Linked DNA regions of Homo sapiens: all the other regions are linked to region 2. The links are chromatin contacts, found by Hi-C or POLR2A ChIA-PET in ENCODE. All regions are on one chromosome and are shown on one strand. Each heading gives the region's core, a stretch centred on a gene start or an enhancer-like site at or near the end of the contact. The rest is flanking DNA. Distances are from core to core; before and after follow the strand shown.

Region 1 (2,700 bases), core at 67-2,566, 1.3 Mb before region 2:
AACTCCTGACCTCAGGTGATTAAAGAGGCTGAGTGCGGTGGCTCATGCCTGTAATCCCAGCACTTTGGGAGGCCAAGGCAGGTGGATCACCTGAGTTCAGGAGTTCAAGACTAGCCTGGCCAAAATGATGAAACCCCATCTCTACAAAAAAAAAAAAAAAAAAAAAAATGAACCGGGCATGATGAGACAGGCCCCACGCCTCTCGCTTCCGAGACTGTAATGGCTGCCTGGTCCCGCCAAGGCCACACCCGCTCCGGCGCTACAGCACCCCGCCCCGCCCCGGACACGCCCCCTCCGTCCCTACAGAACCCCGCCCCGCCCCTTGGCCTTCAGGCCCACTTCCCTGGGGGCGGGGTTTTCTGGCCCCGCCCCTGAACAAACTATGGAGTGGGAGGAGCCCGCGACTGGGAGAGCGAGGCGCGGGACGCGGGGAATGCAGAGCAGACCAAGGAGAAAGACCGTCGTACGAAGGGAGCACTAGACAACTGAAGTAGGAACAGGATGAGCTCAGGTGTTAAGTGCAGGAAAACAAAGACCCGTCAGATGAGCCAGTCAGGAGGGTCCTGGCCCCAACGGACCGAGGGGTCTAGGCCGGGGGAACGGCCAACACCTGAGAGGTGGTCCTGGCTCCCCGGGGGCTCAGAACGCTCAGGAAGGCACCAGCTGCAGCCAAGGGCACAACCCAAGAAGGCACCTTAAGCACAGGGATGGAATTAGTTTGGGGCCAAACGCTGTTGGTTAGGTCACTTCCCTCCCGGGGAGCCCTTGCTTCGTCATCGGTAAAGTTGGGACAAAAGCCACCTGGCAGGACTTGGGAGGACTTTAGGTGACCGTGTAGATGGAGCAAACTCTGCCCCATCACATCCTCCTCTTCCATTTTTTCCTAGCACCGTCGCTGCTCCTTTGCCCTAGAATGTAAGCCCCTGAGAGCAGGGCCTCATTCCTTCAGTTTCTCTCTGTGTCCTTAGCCCCTGCTTTGTAACAGTGCCTGGCACACAGGAGGCCATTGCAAAGAGTAGTCACGTGAATGAAAAGCCTAGCAAAGAAGCCAGCACACTGTGGGCATTTAAAAATGGCAGCTCTTAGCCCAAAGGAAAGACGGGCAGACCTGCAAGGGGCACCAGGCCAGTCTTGATTTGGGAGGTGGTTACACTCTCACACAGGCTGGGATTGAAATCTGGATTTCTCACTTTGTCTTCATGTCACTGGCCCCGCCCTCTTCCCATCCCGCTCCCAAACTGGGAGCTTAAGGGTTAACTCTAGGAAGCCCCTCATCACCTGGATGGGATGGGACTGGGGCAAGGAACTTCCTGTTCCATTTTCCCAGAGCCCTTCCCCAGGCTGGCGGAGGCTGGCTTTGGCCCTGGAGTCCTCAGAAAACCCCCCAGCATCTCTGCCTGTGTAGTGGGGACTCCGAGTGGTGAGTTGGAGGGAGGTCGGGGTGCAGGCTGCCAGGACGGGTGCTAGGAGCTCGCAGCAGCTTGGAGAGAGCAGGGGAGGCTCCAGGCCTTGGTGCTGGGGTGGGGGCTGGAAGAGTCTTGGGAGGATGTAGAGGGTCTGCTGGGGAGCCTCGTGCCAGCCAGCTTGGTGGACCTGTCGCGATGGGGGCGTTGGGGACGAGGGAGATCGCAGAACTTCCTGTGACATTGAAGAAGGCTGGCTTCACGTGCTCCCAGGTGGACTGATGGGCCTTGTCCACTCAGCCCAGCACGCGGAGGGAGGCCCCTCCAACAAACAACAAATCAGGCAGCTGCCAACTGTGTCCAGGGAGAAAGGGAGTGTTCCCGGCTGAGGACCCCACCTTTGCCGCCTTCCCCAACTCTGGGCTCTCAGGTGACCTGGGTGGGTCTCGTGGCAGCACCTCCACCCCGGGCTCCAAATTAAGCTGCTCAAATGTTGGATGGTGGCTGTAGAGCCTCTGCCTGCCTCCCTACCCAGCCCACCCCCAACAGAGGTGCATATTAACAGAGCTTTTGTCCTGGAGATCTGGGGGGAGGGAGAGATTCTCTGAAGCCAACTTGTCTCGAATTCCACCTCTTTGAAACCTTTTGGAGAGATCTCACCTGGAGATTCCGGCCTCCCTGTGTGGCTTGCCCTGAGAGCTGAAATTTGGAATCTTCATTTTTTTTCTGTTTCATGCTGTGATATTTCGGCTAAGGCTAGGAAAATGGCACAGAGCAGGATGGAGATCAGTTCCTTTTCTGTTTCAGAGCTTTGGCACTGTGTTCTAGACCTACACTCTCAGCCTAAAGCAAACCTTGGCTCCACCTGGTGTGACCCTGAGCATGTCACCAAGTGCAAAGCTTGGTCTTTGCACTTGGCAAAGGGAGAAGTGATTGTTTCGTGCGTGGGCTGGACTGGGATGAAATGAGCTTAATCGCCAGACACTCAGTACCTGCCCGCTGCTCCTGCACGGCAATGGATGAGCAGTGATTAGTTTTCTTGTTATTTTGTGCATGCTACTAAAAACCAGTGAAACGTAATCCCATTTTCTTCCCCCTCCCCCACTCTTTTTTTTTCTTTTCTTTTCTTTTCTTTCTTTCTTTCTTTTTTTTTTTTTTTTTTTTGAGACAGGGTCTTCGCCTTTTATCCAGGCTGGTGTGCAGTGGCGCGAACATGGCTCACTGCAGCTTTGACCCCCCAGGTTCAAGCAATCCTTCTGCCTTGGCCACCCAAAATGCTGGGATTATAAGCATGAGC
Region 2 (2,700 bases), core at 84-2,583:
CCCCATGCCCCCTCCAGCCCCGTCTACAGGGGCAGGGACCGGCGGAGCAGGCGCCTCCCGGCTGGGAACCCACCCCTCCTGATTAGAGAGGGACTACTGCCACCACCCGAGCACCTGGGTCAGTGTGGCGACGCCCTGCAGAAACTCCTCGGGCTCCAGCAGCAGCAGCAATTCCTGTTCACCTGCAGCCCACACTTCAGGAGGCAGCTGTGGGGACATGGGGACGCGCTGCTGCCTGTCTCAACCCCGGGTGCCCCAGGGGCCCTGCCTGGGCAGTCCAGCAGCAAAGCGGTTCGTGGCCCCAGCCAAGCCCAGGCCCTGACAGGCCTGCTCTACAGAAGCCCAGTGTTCCCTTTCCTGCCAAGGCCAAGCTCAGGCCAGGTCTCTGTGGCTGGCAGGAATCCAGACCACAGCCTGAATCGAGACGGAACCTTCTCCAGCCAGCTCGGCTCTATACCAGCAGAACGGCTTGGGCACCTCCACTTCCCGTTCTCCATCCTTGCTTTACCCATCCGCGAGACGCGCACGGCCCAGGGCAGCTGCCTCAGGGACAGCTCCAGGGCTGAAATCATGGAAGCAAAACAGCCAACTCGCGGCTGGCCCTCGGGAACCCGCGACCACTCACGCTGCGGGGGCAGGGGTCGGGACTCGCTCGGGTCCACCGCAGGCTGCGGGCCGGGCGCTGGGGCTCGATGCGGCACTCGCAGCCCAGGGCCTCCAGGGCCTCCATCAGGACGTCGGCACCGGCGTCTTCCAGGATGGCTGGGACCGGGGGAGAGGAGCGCGGTCACTGCTTCCTTCCACCCTCGCGAGCGCCCTACCTGGGCGGGTGGCCGGACCGGGGAGTCTCCATTCGGCACAAACCCCCGACTGGGAGGCGGGCCCGGCCCCAGGCCCCTCGGCACGCGCGCCCCGCCCAGTCGGACAGAGGGCGCCGCCTGGCGGAGAAAGGCCTTTCCTACCCCGAGTATCGCCCGTGCCCTCCGCCGCACCTGTGTCCACGCACACCGCGAGGCGCTTCAGGACCTGCTCCGGCCGCAGCAGCCGCAACGCCTCGGCAGCCGCCCTGCGCTCACCCGCTGGGTCCCGGGCTCTCGCGGCGGCCTCCGAGCCGGCGGAGTCCTCAGCGTCGGAGTCTGAGATCTCCCAGGTTGGAGGTCGCCGCTGACCGCTCCCGCCCCGTCCCCGGCCCCGGCCCTGGCAAGAGACCCCCGCCCTCCCGGGTCCAACCCGCGCCATGGCCGGACCGACCTCTTCCTCGCTTCCGGCCGCGACCGAACACTTTAGCCTGGGACACCGGCCTCTTCCGGTGACTTCCGGCCGGACCGCTGAGGACGCGGACCCGCCATGGCGCGGAAGAAGGTGCGTCCGCGGCTGATCGCGGAGCTGGCCCGCCGCGTGCGCGCCCTGCGGGAGCAACTGAACAGGCCGCGCGACTCCCAGCTCTACGCGGTGGACTACGAGACCTTGACGCGGCCGTTCTCTGGACGCCGGCTGCCGGTCCGGGCCTGGGCCGACGTGCGCCGCGAGAGCCGCCTCTTGCAGCTGCTCGGCCGCCTCCCGCTCTTCGGCCTGGGCCGCCTGGTCACGCGCAAGTCCTGGCTGTGGCAGCACGACGAGCCGTGCTACTGGCGCCTCACGCGGGTGCGGCCCGACTACACGGCGCAGGTGCGTGCACCCCGTCCGCACCCCGCCCCTGCAGCCGCCTGGTCTCCCCGCCTCCCCTCCTCCCTGCAGGTTTGCGTGGCTGAGGCTCCCACCTCCTGACCTCGGGGGCCGAGAGCTTTGCGAGCTGACCCCGCTTCCTTCTGGCTTTGCAGAACTTGGACCACGGGAAGGCCTGGGGCATCCTGACCTTCAAAGGTAAGGCTCGGGAGAGCGGGTGCCCGGCAGTTCGATGCCGACCGCCGACGGCACAGCAAGTGTGTGCAGACGCCTCTTTTTCTTCATCAGGGAAGACTGAGAGCGAGGCGCGGGAGATCGAACACGTCATGTACCATGACTGGCGGCTGGTGCCCAAGCACGAGGAGGAGGCCTTCACCGCGTTCACGCCGGCGCCGGAAGACAGCCTGGCCTCCGTGCCGTACCCGCCTCTCCTCCGGGCCATGATTATCGCAGAACGACAGAAAAATGGAGACACAAGCACCGAGGAGCCCATGCTGAATGTGCAGAGGATACGCATGGAACCCTGGGATTACCCTGCAAAACAGGAAGACAAAGGAAGGGCCAAGGGCACCCCCGTCTAGAATGCCAGAACCAGCGGGTGGCCTTAGGGGCTGTGAGGCAGTGGGGACCTTATTGATGAAAGAAACCGTCTTTGCGTTACACCCGAGTCTGCCTCTCGGAGCAGGGAGCTCACCTTCCGCGACGTGTTCTGAGGGTCTGCATCTTAGGGGGGAGGGCTGGGGCAAATCGCCACCTGTGCCTTTCCTCTGGCCCTGCTGCCCCCACACCCAACTCCGAGGGCCCACGCTGGGGAAAGCGGGAAGCGCTCGCTCCCTTTCCCCCATTAGTGCTCTCTCTGCCTGGATCCCGGCAGAAGCTATGAAAGGGAATAAAGAGAAAAGAAGTACCCAGGGTCGTGGTGTCTTTGCGCTCTGTCTTTAGGACCGGGGAGAGAAGGGCTGACGCTGTGGTCGTGGCCCTGGCCGGGGGGGCGCGGGGGGGGCGGGGTTCGGGCGGTGCGGAGCAGGGCGCCGC
Region 3 (2,700 bases), core at 53-2,552, 1.2 Mb after region 2:
ACCTTTCCCCAGATCTATAACACCTTCCCTCGGACCCCAGATGATCCCAGACCCATGACACCTTCCCTTAGGACCATGATGCCTTCCCCCAGATCTATGACACCTTCCCTCAGACCCCAGATGATCCTAGACCCATGACACCTTCCCCTGAGATCCCAGACCATGACACCTTCCCTTAGGCCCATGACACCTTCCCCTGAGATCCCAGACCCATGACACCTTTCCCCAGATCTATGACACCTTCCCTCGGACCCCAGATGATCCCAGACCCATGACAGCTTCCCTTAGGACCATGATGCCTTCCCCCAGATCTATGACACCTTTCCTCGGACCCCAGATGATCCTAGACCCATGACACCTTCCTTTTGGCCCATGACGCCTTCTACCGGGACCATGACATCTTTCCCCGGACCCCAGATCCTGGACCCATGACACCTTCCCTCGGACCTATGACACCTTCTCCCAGACCCCAGATCCTGCACCCATGACACCTTCCCTCCGGCCCACGACACCTTCCCCCGAGCCCATGACACCTTCCCTCGGACCCCAGATGATCCTAGACCCATGACACCTTCCCCAGGCCCATGACACCTTCTCTAGGACCCATGACACCTTCCCCTGGGCTCCAGATCCCGGACCCATGACACCTTCCCCTGAGATCCCGGACCCGTGACACCGTCCCCCAGACCCCGGGTCCATGGCACCGTCCCCGCTGGGCGCGTCCCTCTGGTCCGTCCTCCTGCCCCCCGGCGTCACCTCGGGACTGGAGCACGGGCACCCCGCAGCCACCGAGCTACCGAGTCTGGAAGCCAGGCAAAGGCGTTCCTGGGAACGTTCGGCGGCGCTTGGAAGGGCCGGGCCGAGGGCGAGCTCCGTGCCCAGCTCGCCGGGCTCGGGCCCCGCGTAGCAGCGCGCGCCGCGGGCCGGGCCTTACCGTTACTGTAGGCGTACGGGGACTCTGCCGCGCCGTCCTGCAGGCTCTCCAGGATCTCGCCCTTGCCCACGTCGCTGTCGCCCACCAGCAGGAACTTGAGCAGGTAGTCGTAGCTCTTCACCGGACTGCCCTGCGAGCCCATGGCCGCGCCGCCTGCGCCCCGCGCCGGCCGCCTGCCGAAGCACCGCCGGGTGAGGCCGCGGCGTGAGAGAGCCCGCGCCCCGCACCTGCGCCCGTTGCGTCCGCCCCACGGCGGCCGAGTGGGCGCGCCCGAAGCCCAGCGCCGGCCCCGCCCCGCCCGCGCCCGGGCGCACCTCAGCCTCGCCGCCGCCCCGCCGCTTCCCGCACCACCAGGGCCGCCGCGCCGCCCCACCCCCGGCCGCGCCGCCGCCATTGGCCACCCTTCGCCCGCCCTCCCGAGCCCATTGGCCCACCCGCCCGTCCGTCACGACTTCCCCGCCCTCACGGCGTTCCACACGGCGCCGCCAGACCTCCGGTCGCACCGCCTCTTCACCACCCCGCCCTGCCTTCCCGTAGTCACCAGAGGTCGCCCGCCGCCCTCCTTCCCTCAGCCATTGGCCTGTCTGCACGTCTGTCATGACCGCCCCTCCCCCGCCTTTCCCACACGGCGTTGCGGAGACAGCGGACGCCTGCCTCATCGCCGTCGCCATTGGCCACTCGCCTCCTGCTTTCCCGGAACCATTGGTTCGATTATAAGTTCACCAAGATCATTCCCTTCCCTGCGGCTGCCTCCCAGAGAAATCCCAGAGCCGCCGGCCGCCCCGCCCCCGGCCCACAACGCCGTTGTCCTCGCCCGCCCCGTCGCCGGCGCCATTGGGTCGCTTGCATGTCCATCACGGCTCTGCTAACCCCGCCCCTTTCCTACACGCTCGCCAATCAGGGGCTCGGAAGTCCACGTTGTTTGTATCCGCCCCTTCAACGCGCGGACGGGCGGCAGGATGCAGGCGCGCCCGAGCCGAGGCGATGCGGCTGAGTCCGGGAAACGAAAGCCCCTCGCAGGCTGTGCCGCCTGCTTCCGCAGAACCCTCGGAGGGAGCGGCGGGGTGGCCCCGGGCGCGTCCTCTCTAAGGCGGTGCGGCCAATCGGCGCTCGATGAGGCGGAACTTCCTCTCCGGGGCAGGGGCGGGACTTCCGCCCGGCGGCGGCGGGGCGCACCGTTGGGTCACCAGTGAGTCTGCAAAGTCGCTGAGGTTCTGGGACAGCGCGGCGTCACCGAGCGTGAGCCTTCCGCCCGGGGACGCGGCCGCCACAGCTCGGGACGCGGGGAGCGCGGCCGGCGCGAGCTCAAGACCCGGCCCGACGTGCTCACTGCGGCAGCGGCGCCTCCTGGACGGGGACCCAGGGCCCGGACCGCGCTCTTCCCGGGGGCGCCGCCGAGCCCTCGTCCCTGCCGGGCCCGGCTGCCGCAGGTGCGTGGGCGAGCGAGGCGGCTGCGTCCGCGGGCCCCGGCGTGGGGTCGGGGGTTGAGTGGGCACGTGGTTCTTTCTGGGGTGACGAGAAGGTCCTACCGTCGTGGGGATGGTCCTGCCTCTCTCGGTGAAGTTACTCACTCGGAACGGGTGAGCTTTGTGATACGTGCTCTGCGTTCAGTAGCGCTGTTACAGTCGTAAGTAAAAGCAGTAACGTCAGCGCCGACCCAGCGCAGCCCTCTCCAGACCGGGTGCGGAGCCCGTCACGTCTGCCCCGCCGGCGAGGAGCAGAGCCCGGCAAGAACCCTCCTCCAGAGGGGCCCCGACCAGGGCTGT
Region 4 (2,652 bases), core at 1-2,500, 1.1 Mb after region 2:
TGCGTGCTGCCGCAGGAGGCCTTTCCGCTGCGCCACGAGATCGTGGACACGCCTCCCGGGCCCGAGCACCTGCAGGACAAGGCCGACTCCCCGCACGTGAGCGGCAGCGAGGCGGATGTGGCCTCCCTGGCCCCCGTGGACTCCTCCTTCTCGCTCCTGTCTGTCTCACACGCGCTCTACGACAGCCGCCTGCCGCCCGACTTCTTCGGCGTGCTGGTGCGCGACATGCTGCACTTCTACGCTGAGCAGGGCGACGTGCAGATGGCTGTGTCTGTGCTCATCGTCCTGGGTGAACGGGTGCGCAAGGACATCGACGAGCAGACCCAGGTGTGTGGTGGGCGGGGCCTCCCCCCTGCAGCGCCGCCCCTGGCACCCAGATCCTGACTGCCGGGCGCTCCCTCCCCCAGGAGCACTGGTACACTTCCTACATCGACCTGCTGCAGCGCTTCCGCCTCTGGAACGTGTCCAACGAGGTGGTCAAGCTGAGCACCAGCCGCGCCGTCAGCTGCCTCAACCAGGCCTCCACCACCCTGCACGTCAACTGCAGCCACTGCAAGCGGCCCATGAGCAGCCGGGGCTGGGTCTGCGACAGGTGGGGCAGTGGGGTCGGGAGGTGGGGCAGGGGCCTGCAGGCAGCGCAGCAGCCCCCGCTGAGGCACCCTCCCTCCCGCCCGCCCCCAGGTGCCACCGCTGCGCCAGCATGTGTGCCGTCTGCCACCACGTAGTCAAGGGTCTCTTCGTGTGGTGCCAGGGCTGCAGCCACGGCGGCCACCTGCAGCACATCATGAAGTGGCTGGAAGGCAGCTCCCACTGTCCCGCAGGCTGCGGCCACCTCTGCGAGTACTCCTGACGGGGCATCTGCTGGGCTTGCCCGGGCGGCCGCGTGCAGAACCCCGCCTGGTCTTGTGCCCGAGACGGGCGGAGGCTGGAACTTGAGACCTCAATAAAGGAAGTAGAGCCGCTGTCGGCACTGCGTGTCACCCCATAGCGCGGCGGGCTCGCCGTAGGCCCGCGGGGCAGCTGGCGGGCGGGGGCTTTCGGCGGGGTTGTCGCCATGGTAACCGGCGGCGCCCATAGTCGCTCTCGGGGCGGCCTTCCCAGTGCCTCCCGTAGAGGCCTCTTCCGGGGCGGGCCAAAGGAGGTCACTTCCGGGGTCCGTCCCGGTTCCCGGCCGTTGCCACGACGACGAAGCTGCCGGCCAATGGCTGGCGGATGGGCCCAAGGTTCCCGGCGTGCAGCGCGGCTGCCTGAGGGCGGCAGGCTCATGGCGCCGGCGTCGCGGTTGCTCGCGCTCTGGGCGCTGGCGGCTGTGGCTCTACCCGGCTCCGGGGCGGAGGGCGACGGCGGGTGGTGAGCGGCCCGGGAGGGGCCGGGCGGTGGGGTCACGTGCGGCGGGCGGGGCGCGGGCTGACCCAGCTGTGCCCGCAGGCGCCCGGGCGGGCCGGGGGCCGTGGCGGAGGAGGAGCGCTGCACGGTGGAGCGTCGGGCCGACCTCACCTACGCGGAGTTCGTGCAGCAGTACGTGCGCCCCTGATCGCGGAGGTCGCGTCCTGTTCACCGGCCCGTCTGCCCCGACCGCCCAAGGCCGCCTTCCCCTGACCTCGCGCGCACGCGTGGGGCTGGGGCGGCGAGGCTGGCGGTCCGGCCTGGCCGCGACTCTGCCCTTCTTTCCAGGTACGCCTTCGTCAGGCCCGTCATCCTGCAGGGACTCACGGACAACTCGGTGAGCGCGTGCCCGTCCGTCCCCGGCCACTCTCGCCCGTGCTGGGCCCGGCCACTAAGTCCCCTCCCCGCCCCCGCAGAGGTTCCGGGCCCTGTGCTCCCGCGACAGGTTGCTGGCTTCGTTTGGGGACAGAGTGGTCCGGCTGAGCACCGCCAACACCTACTCCTACCACAAAGGTACGCGGCCTCACCCCTGGGGCCCGCCCATTTGCCAACACCGGGGCGGCTGGACCAGACGGTCCTGACCCGTCTCTTTCCTGCAGTGGACTTGCCCTTCCAGGAGTATGTGGAGCAGCTGCTGCACCCCCAGGACCCCACCTCCCTGGGCAATGGTGAGGCAGCCCTAGGCGGCGGTAGGGGGTGGGGACGCTTGGAGTCTCCAGGTGCCAGGATCCCTGTCCCCGCCGTCTCTGTTGGCAGACACCCTGTACTTCTTCGGGGACAACAACTTCACCGAGTGGGCCTCTCTCTTTCGGCACTACTCCCCACCCCCATTTGGCCTGCTGGGAACCGCTCCAGCTTACAGCTTTGGAATCGCAGGTGGGTGCTTCTTGGGACTGGGAAGGACTGAGGCTTCTGTCGGTGAGTACAAAATGGGTTGGTCACCAGGTGCTCATAACCCCACAGGAGCTGGCTCGGGGGTGCCCTTCCACTGGCATGGACCCGGGTACTCAGAAGTGATCTACGGTCGTAAGGTCAGCACGGGGTGGGGGTTGAGGCTTGGGACTCGCTGACCAAAACGGGCAAGGGTGACACTGCTGCTCATGCCCCCAGCGCTGGTTCCTTTACCCACCTGAGAAGACGCCAGAGTTCCACCCCAACAAGACCACGCTGGCCTGGCTCCGGGACACATACCCAGCCCTGCCACCGTCTGCACGGCCCCTGGAGTGTACCATCCGGGCTGGTGAGGTCAGTGGCTGGCAGGAGAGG

The links. A loop is a pair of places that touch in the nucleus more often than their neighbours do. ChIA-PET counts read pairs that join two places held with the same protein, here RNA polymerase II (POLR2A). Pooled maps may share reads with other maps.
Region 1: a loop to region 2 is called in a pooled map, with 4 times the contacts of the local background. The contact joins the promoter of ZSCAN10 here to the promoter of MRPS34 in region 2. A Hi-C loop is called at or near these places in 1 of 50 pooled maps.
Region 3: a pooled map shows a loop between it and region 2 (8-fold over the local background). The contact joins the promoter of RAB40C here to the promoter of MRPS34 in region 2. A Hi-C loop is called at or near these places in 1 of 168 maps with a recorded cell type or tissue (naive thymus-derived CD4-positive, alpha-beta T cell), 2 of 37 single-sample maps with no recorded cell type and 12 of 50 pooled maps. POLR2A ChIA-PET finds 5 or more read pairs at or near these places in 3 of 52 experiments (AG04450, MCF 10A and naive thymus-derived CD8-positive, alpha-beta T cell).
Region 4: a map of Panc1 shows a loop between it and region 2 (12-fold over the local background). The contact joins the promoter of JMJD8 here to the promoter of MRPS34 in region 2. A Hi-C loop is called at or near these places in 2 of 168 maps with a recorded cell type or tissue (Panc1 and sigmoid colon), 2 of 37 single-sample maps with no recorded cell type and 19 of 50 pooled maps. POLR2A ChIA-PET finds 5 or more read pairs at or near these places in 1 of 52 experiments (CD4-positive, alpha-beta T cell).

Annotation. Positions count from the first base shown.
Region 1 is chr16:3,097,910-3,100,609 of GRCh38, reverse strand. It overlaps ZSCAN10 (zinc finger and SCAN domain containing 10), which reads left to right and starts at 1,316. Exons shown (of 6, transcript NM_032805.3): 1 at 1,316-1,420. RefSeq lists a silencer at 294-353 and an enhancer at 514-563.
Region 2 is chr16:1,771,767-1,774,466 of GRCh38, reverse strand. It overlaps MRPS34 (mitochondrial ribosomal protein S34), which reads left to right and starts at 1,333. Exons shown (of 3, transcript NM_023936.2): 1 at 1,333-1,668; 2 at 1,821-1,863; 3 at 1,954-2,572. The coding sequence starts at 1,348. The coding sequence ends at 2,246. EME2 (essential meiotic structure-specific endonuclease subunit 2) reads right to left here and starts at 1,657. Exons shown (of 8, transcript NM_001257370.2): 1 at 993-1,657; 2 at 626-762; 3 at 115-207. The coding sequence starts at 1,239. RefSeq lists enhancers at 1-411, 1,269-1,408, 2,199-2,288 and silencers at 589-648, 659-768, 779-1,088, 1,119-1,218, 1,579-1,718 and 1 more.
Region 3 is chr16:588,668-591,367 of GRCh38, reverse strand. It overlaps RAB40C (RAB40C, member RAS oncogene family), which reads right to left and starts at 1,302. Exons shown (of 6, transcript NM_021168.5): 1 at 935-1,302. The coding sequence starts at 1,076. RefSeq lists silencers at 1,092-1,411, 1,502-1,621, 1,692-1,741, 1,752-1,811, 2,132-2,441 and an enhancer at 1,786-2,659.
Region 4 is chr16:682,932-685,583 of GRCh38, reverse strand. It overlaps JMJD8 (jumonji domain containing 8), which reads left to right and starts at 1,250. Exons shown (of 9, transcript NM_001005920.4): 1 at 1,250-1,350; 2 at 1,429-1,518; 3 at 1,675-1,723; 4 at 1,803-1,899; 5 at 1,986-2,054; 6 at 2,143-2,262; 7 at 2,350-2,417; 8 at 2,497-2,631. The coding sequence starts at 1,265. It overlaps WDR24 (WD repeat domain 24), which reads left to right. Exons shown (of 9, transcript NM_032259.4): 7 at 1-327; 8 at 408-592; 9 at 682-962. The coding sequence ends at 850. RefSeq lists an enhancer at 821-870 and a silencer at 1,271-1,580.